3 separate regions of the Homo sapiens genome follow, and regions 2 and 3 are each linked to region 1. The links are chromatin loops, found by intact Hi-C in ENCODE. Cell type or tissue: heart right ventricle. All regions are shown on one strand.

The links. Hi-C counts contacts between places; a loop is a spot of excess contacts. Peaks named below come from ENCODE experiments on the same cell type or tissue, not always from the same donor. Only the 100,000 strongest peaks of a DNase experiment are listed, where the experiment ranks them.
Region 2: a loop joins it to region 1, with 6 times the contacts of the local background. A loop is called at or near these places in 6 of 110 quality-filtered maps.
Region 3: a loop joins it to region 1, with 6 times the contacts of the local background. A loop is called at or near these places in 10 of 110 quality-filtered maps.

Annotation. Positions count from the first base shown.
Region 1 is chr15:20,339,962-20,342,461 of GRCh38, reverse strand. No RefSeq gene overlaps it. Among named protein-coding and RNA genes, the nearest start is that of GOLGA6L6, 200 kb to the left of the region's middle. RefSeq lists enhancers at 1-258, 259-780, 781-1,304, 1,305-1,826, 1,827-2,350. In heart right ventricle, no CTCF peak of the experiment used is centred here; DNase peaks (open chromatin) are centred at 391, 891, 1,301 and 1,961.
Region 2 is chr15:20,288,179-20,290,678 of GRCh38, reverse strand. It overlaps the pseudogene CHEK2P2. Among named protein-coding and RNA genes, the nearest start is that of GOLGA6L6, 250 kb to the left of the region's middle. In heart right ventricle, no CTCF peak of the experiment used is centred here; DNase peaks (open chromatin) are centred at 1,288 and 1,638.
Region 3 is chr15:22,243,493-22,245,992 of GRCh38, reverse strand. The region is part of intron 1 of LOC101928039 (a long non-coding RNA gene); the gene reads left to right. Among named protein-coding and RNA genes, the nearest start is that of MIR1268A, 19 kb to the right of the region's middle. In heart right ventricle, no CTCF peak of the experiment used is centred here; no DNase peak of the experiment used is centred here.

The DNA of each region.
Region 1 (2,500 bases):
GGCTGGCTTGGTTGGCTGGCTGGCTTGGCTGGCTTGGCTTGCTGGCTGGCGTGGTTGGCTTGGCTGGCTGTGTGGCTTGGCTGGCTTGCCCGGCTGGGTGGCTTGGCTGGCTTGGCTGGCTTGGCTGGCTGGCTCACTTGGCTGGCTGCCTGGCTTGGCTGGCTTGGCTGTCTGGCTGGCTTGTCTGGCTTGGCTGGCTGGCTGGCCGGTTGGCTTGGCTGGCTTGCTGGCTTGGCTGGCTTGGCTTGCTGGCTGGCTTGGCTGGCTTGGCTGGCAGGCTTTCTTGGCTGGCTTGGCTGGAAGGGTGGCTTGGCTGGCTGGGTGGCTGGGCTGGCTTGGCTGGCTGAGTGGCTTGGCTGGCTGGGTGGCTGGGCTGGCTGGGCTGGCTTGGCTGGCTGAGTGGCTTGGCTGTCTTGGCCAGCTGGCTGGCTTGGCTGGCTGGCTCACGTGGCTGGCTGCCTGGCTTGGCTGGCTTGGCTGTCTGGCTGGCTTGGCTGGCTTGGCTGGCTGGCTTGACAGGCTGGGTTGGCTGGCTGGCTGGCTGGCTGGCTTGGCCGGCTGGCTGGCTTGGCTGGCTGGCTGTCTTGGCTGGCTTGGCTGGCTGGCTGGCTTGGCTGGCTGGCTGTCTTGGCTGGCTTGGCTGGCTTGGCTGGCTGGCTGTCTTGGCTGGCTGGCTGTCTTGGCTGGCTTGGCTGGCTTGGCTGGCTGGCTGGCTTGGCTGGCTTGGCTGGCTTGGCTGTCTTGGCTGGCTGGCTGGCTTGGCTGGCTTGGCTGGCTTCACTGGCTGGCTGGCTTGGCTGGCTTGGCTGTCTGGCTGGCTGGGTGGCCTGGCTGGCTTGGCTGGCTTGGCTGGCTGGCTGGCTGGCTGGCTGGCCTGGCTGGCTGGGTGGCTGGCTGGCTTGGTTGGCTGGGTGGCTTTGCTGGCTTGGCTGTTTGGGCAGCTTGGCTGCCTTGGGTGGCTGGGTGGCTTGGCTGGCTTGGCTGGCTGGCTGGCTTGGCTGCCTTGCCTGGCTGCCTGGCTTGACAGGCTTGGCTGGATGGCTGTCTGGCTTACTTGTCTGGCTGGCTGGCTTGGCTGGCTTAGGTGGCTGGCTGGCTTGGCTGGCTTGGGTGGCTTGCTGGCTTGGCTGGATTGGGAGGCCGGCTGGCTTGACTGGCTTCGCTGGCTGGCTGGCTTGGCTGGCTGGGTGGCTTGGCGGGCTTGGCTGGCTGGCTGGCTTGGCTGGCTGGCTTAGCTCGTTGGCTGGCTGGGTGGCTTGGCTGGCTTGGACGGCTGGGTGGCTTGGCTGGCTTGGCTGGCTGGCTGTCTTGGGTGGCTTGGCTGGCTGGCTGGCTTGGCTGTTGGCTGGCTGGGTGGCTTGGCTGGCTTGGCTGGCTGGGTGTCTTGCCTAGCTTGGGTGGCTGGCTGACTTGGCTGCCTTGGCTCTCTGGCCACTTGGCTGGCTGGTAGGCCGGCTGGCTTGGCTGGCTGGCTGGCTTGGCTGGCTTGCCTGGCTTGGCTGGCTGGCTGGCTTGGCTGGCTTGGCCGGCTGGCTGGCTGGCCTAGCTGGCTGGCTTGGCTGCCTTGGCTGGCTGGCTGGCTGGGTGGCCTGGCTGGCTTGGCTGGCTTTGCTGGCTGGCTGGCTTGGCTGGCTTGGCTGGCTGGCTGGCTTGGCTGGCTTGGCTGGCTTGGCTTGCTGGGTGGCTTGGCTGGCTTCGCTGGCGGGGTTGCTTGGTTGGCTTTTCTGGCTGGCTGGCTTGGCTGGCTTGGCTGGCTGGGTGACTGGCTAGCTGTCTTGGCTGGCTTGGCTCGCTGGCTTCCTTGGCTGGATTGGCTGGCTTGGCTGGCTTGACTGGGTTGGCTTTCTGGCTGGCTGGGTGGCTTGGCCGGCCTGACTGGCTGGGTGGCCTGGCTGACTTGGCTGGCTGGCTGGCTTGGCTGGCTTGGCTGGCTGGGTGGCTTGGCTGGCTGGCTGGCTTGGCTGGTTGGCTGGCTGGGTGGCTTGTCTGGCTTAGATGGCTGGCTGGCTTGGCCGGCTTGGGTGACAGGCTGGCGTGGCCGGCTTGGTGACTGCCTCGCTGGCTTGGCTGGCTTGGCTCGCTGGCTTCCTTGCCTGGCTTGGATGGCTTGGCTGGGTTGGCTGTCTGGCTGGCTGGGTGGCTTGGCTTGCTGGCTGGCTTGGCCGTCTTGGCTGGCTTCGCTGGCTTGGCTGGCTGGCTGGCTTGGCCGGCTGGCTGGCTCTCCCAGGCTGCAATGCAACGGTATGATCTTGGCTCACTGCAACCTCTGCCTCCCAGGTTCAAGCAATTCTCCTGCCTCAGCCTCCCGAGTAGCTGGGATTACAGGCCTGAGCCACAACACCCGGCTGATTTTTGTACTTTTAGTAGAGATGGGGTTTCATCATGTTTCGTACTCCAGTATGGGTGACAGAGCAAGACTCTGTCTCAAAAAAACAAAAAAGAATTTATACATTGGCATACAGATTCACACACATACACTCATATTCACAAACACACAAAT
Region 2 (2,500 bases), 52 kb after region 1:
ACTAAGACTCTGTCTCAAGAAAATAAAAATCGGGGCAGCGGGGAGGAAACAGTGGGAAAAAGGACAGCTACCATTCAACAACAACAACAACAACAAAGTAGGACTGGAATTAACTTATACTCACAAAGAACTTTAAAGAATAAACTTGTAATCAAGGAATCAACTACTGACCCAAATTTTAATTTTTCCAACAAATTTATATTTGAGCCCCTAATAGAGTCTTTCGAAATTGCCTTGCAGGTGACCTTTTGGATGACAATCCCTAGCTGTGCTTATCTGTCTATTATGTGTTAGATATTAAACATATCCTGCGTTTTTAAATCTAAGGGTGCTGGAGTGAATCAAGTTCAAACAGAGTTTCTACTACATTATAACTGAAACAATGTTAAGCAATTGCTACTCAGGAAAATCTTGAATTTCATCATCTTTGCTTATCATCTCCTTAAGCCCAGACTACATTTAGTGATCATCAGGAATACGAATACCTGGGCTAGAACCTGGAGTAGAGCTGTGGATTCATTTTCCTCACACAGAAGATCTTGAAACTTTCTCTTCATGTCTTCATCCTGTGAGGGAATTAAAAACATAAGTAGCTGTGTCTGAAGGATAATAAACTCCTAGAATGACAGGGCTAGCATGCCTCTGTGGAAAGAGGGAGGAAAAGATGTCCGTCCAAGAATCATCCCCTTGATGAAGCTCCCACAGTGAAGGCATTATGTGTTGCCCCCCTCTACCTTCCCACAGGAGTCCAATCAGCAGTCAATGCTCCATCGATCCTGGCTGAGTCACATCCACATGCCTAAAAGCTCTCAGTGGGTCAATCACAGCCTCCAGCAGTCAAGAGTTTCTGAATTAGCATCCCAGATCCTGAGAAAGGTGACAATCAGGGGCCAGGGGCTGGGTCTCACTCCGTGCAGCTCCTCAAATCCTTCCAGGACCGCTCTCCACCTGCTGCCCCTGCCATGAATGAGGCCAGTCACCCAGGCTGTCTTAACAACCAGCCCAGCACCCTAGGAAAATTCACCCAGCAGATGCCATAGAAATTTTCAGAAGTACTTAAGCCCACAGTATCCCAGAGTTCAGGTCTAATGAGAAAGGGAGACAATAAACAGAACAAAGCATTACAGGTGTTTCATGCTGCAGGAACGGGAGATGAGCAGGGCACAGACAGTGTGTATACGGGTAGCTCCCACCTCTCTGGATGCTCACTTCTGCAGGGTTCAAGGATTTGCATTAGGAAACCCTGAGAGGTGGTCCGGTGCAGCTCTCCCCATCTTCAGCAAGGTGAAAGGAACATCTATATCTAGTAATGTGGCCTTTGAGTGCTGGCCAGAAGCCCAGCTCAGCCACTCACAGGTGGCATGTGCGGAATACAGACCCAGAGTTATCTGATTCCAGTGCCTCATGTACTTTCCCACCCAACTCCAGCCCCTCCTCCCACTGAGCCAAGCATACCACAGTGGGGAAAGGGAGAGGATACAGCAAAGTCCTCCACCATTTGGCAACTTGATGGATATGGAAATTTTACAACACTAGGTTGGGCATGGTGGCTCATGCCTATAATCCCAGCACTTTGGGAGGCCAAGGTGGGATAATTGCTTGAGGCCAGGAATTTGAGACCAGCCTGGGCCACATACTGGGACTTTGTCACTACAAAAAAATTTAAAAATTAGGCCAGGCATGGAGGCTCACGCCTGTAATCCCAGCACTTTGGGAGGCCAAGGTGGGTGAATCACCTGAGGTCGGAAGTTTAAGATCAGCCTGGCTAACATGGTTAAACCCCATCTCTACTAAAAATACAAAATTAGCCAGGCGTGGTAGTGCATGCCTGTAATCCCAGCTACTCAGGAGGCTGAGGCAGGAGAATCACTTGAACTCGAGAGGCGGAGGTTGCAGTAAGACAGGATCACACCACTGCACTCCAGCCTGGGCAAAAGAGTACGACTCTGTCTCCAAAAAAAAAAAAAAAAATTAAATTAGCCAGACATGGTGGCATGCACCTGTAGTCTCAGCTACTTGGGAGGCTGGGGCAGGAGGATCACTTGAGCCTGAAAGTCATGGTGCAGTGATCATGCCACTGCACTCCAGCCTATGTGAGACAGCAAGACCCTGAGGAAGGAAGGAAGGAAAGAAGCAAGGAAGGAAAAAGGGAGGGGGGATGAAAGAGGGGAGGAAAAAGGAATGGAGGAGAGGGGAGGGGGAAGGAAGGAGGAAGAAAGAGAAAGAAAGAAGGACCAGGCACAGTGGCTCACACCTGTAATCCCAGCACTTTGGGAGGCCAAGGCAGGGCAGAACACTTGAGTTCACCATGTTTTGAGTTTCTCAGTGTAGCTCCCCATTGCCATTTGACAGCAGCAAGCTCATCTGGATTCCTCTCCCCACCCTCTCACGGCTTTACTTAGGATCTCAATTATCTTGCAGTGTCACTCTCAAAAGTCCATCTCTTGGCAGCCCTTCAGTGAAGCCAAACAGAGTGGTCACAAGCCTAATCAGGCCTATA
Region 3 (2,500 bases), 1.9 Mb before region 1:
CCCAGGGTCACGCCATTCTCCGGCCTCAGCCTCCAGAGTAGCTGGGACTAGAGGCGCCCACCACCACACCCAGCTAATTTTTTATATTTTTAGTAGAGATAGGGTTTCACCATGTTAGCCAGGATGGTCTTGATCTCCTGACCTCGTGATCCACCCACCTTAGCCTCCCAAAGTGCTGGGATTACAGGTGTGAGCCACCACACCTGGCCATTTATTTTTATTTATTTTTGAGATGGAGTCTTGCTCTGTTGCCAGGCTGAAGTGCAATGGCACGATCTCGGCTCACTGCAACCTCTGCCTCCTGGGTTCACACCATTCTCCTGCCTCAGCCTCCTGAGTAGCTGGGACTAGAGGTGCCCACCACCACGCCCGGCTAATTTTTTTGTATTTTTAGTAGAGACAGGGTTTCACCATGTTAGCCAGGATGATCTTGATCTCCTGACCTCGTGATCCACCCGCCTTGGCCTCCCAAAGTGCTGGGATTACAGGCGTGAGCCACCATACCCGGCCTGGGAGTGGGTAATTTATAAAAAGAGGTTTAATTGACTCACAGTTCCACAGAGCTGGGGAGGCCTCAGGAAACTTAAAATCATGGCAGAAAGCACCTCTTTACAGGGTGGCAGAAGAGAGAAAGAGTGCCAGCAGGGGAAACACCAGACGCTTATCAAGCCATCAGATTTTGAGATAATTCACTCACTATCACAAGAACAGCATGGGGGAAACTGCCCCCATGATTCAATTCCCTCCCATGGCGGGTGGGGATTATGGGATTACAATTCAAGAGGAGATTTGGGTGGGGATACAAAGCCAAACCATATCAGCCACCATGCCCAGCTAATTTTTTTTTTTTTTTTTTGAGAGAGAGTCTCACTCTGTCTCCCAGGCTGGAGTGCAGTGGCGCAGTCTGGGCTTACTGCAAGCTCCACCTCCCGGGTTCACTCCATTCTTCTGCTTCAGCCTTCCAAGTAGCTGGGACTAAAGGTGCCCGCCACCACACCTGGCTAATTTTTTTGTATTTTTAGAAGAGACGGGGTTTCACCATGTTAGCCAGGATGGTCTCGATCTCCTGACCTTGTGATCCACCTGCCTCCGCCTCCCAAAGTGCTGGGATTACAGGCGTAAGCCACCGCACCTGGCTTTTTTTTTTTTTTTTTTGAGACAGAGTCTTGCTTTATCACCCGGATTGGAATGCAGTGGCATGATCTCTGCTCACTGCAACCTCTGTCTCCTGTGTTGAAGCAATTGTCCTGCCTCAGCCTCCCCAGTAGATGGTATTGCAGGTGTGGGCCACCATACCTGGCTAATTTTTATATTTTTAGTAGAGACGAGATTTCCCCCATGTTGGCCAGGCTGGTCTTGAACTTCTGACCTCAGGTGATCTGCCCACCTCACCCTCCCAAAGTGCTGGGATTACAGGCATGAGCCACTGTGCCCTGCCCTAATTTTTTTTTTTTTTTTTTGTAGAGATAAGGTCTCACTATGTTGCCCAGATTGATCTTGAATTCCTGGCCTTAAGTAATCCTCCCACCTTAGCCTCCCAAAGTGTTGGCATTAAAGGCATAAGCCACCATACCCTGCCAACATACGTAACTTAATCATATCTGCAAAGTCCCTTTTACCATGTGAGGTCACATCCACACGTTCTGGGGATTAGGACGTGGGCATCTTTTTGGGTGCCATGATTCAGTGCCACAGTGGGTACACAGCAAGCCAATGATGGGGGTAATTAAGTTAACATTAAATGTCCCATGAGTTCTATGTTATAGAGCAGTGATCATGTCCCTGGGGTGTGAGGTGATCCACTGAGGACCAGGAAGAAGAGATGAGATTATTGCTTAAGATTAAGCAAGAAATCAGGTTTTATGAATATTCACTCTGAGCTGACGCTGGCTCTCTGTACCCATGATGGTCTGGTCAGAAAAACAGAAAATGCACTGGTTAGTTTAGCAGAGAGAATTTAATATTGGTCATTGGTGGAACAAGGAATGGAGGACTAAAGAGGCAGAAGGGGGACCTGAGGTCACAGGCGGGGACACCCCTCAGTCTTGGTGGCACTGCGGTGGTGGCTCCTCAGCTGTCACCCAAGGGAAACTTGCAGGATGAATGGGAGTTTCACAGTGAAGTCCCATCGCCAGTCTGTTAGCTCTTTTTTTTTTTTTTTTTTTTTAATGAGACAGGGTCTGGGTCTGTCAATCCAGGCTGGAGTGCGGTGGTGCAATCTCAGCTCACCACGATCTCTGCATCCTGGGCTCAAACAATCCTCCTGCCTCAGCCTCCCAAGTAGCTGTGAAAAAAGGCATGCGCCACCACACCTGGCTAATTTTTATATTTGTTGTAAACATGGGGCCTCACTATGTGGCCCAGGCTGGTCTTGAACTCTTGGGCTCAAGCAATCCGCCCACCTTGGCCTCTTAAGTTGCTGGGATTACAGGTCTGAGCCACCACACCTGTGTGTTAGATCTTAAAATATGGCAACATATGTTGGTGAAGTATTGGCTTA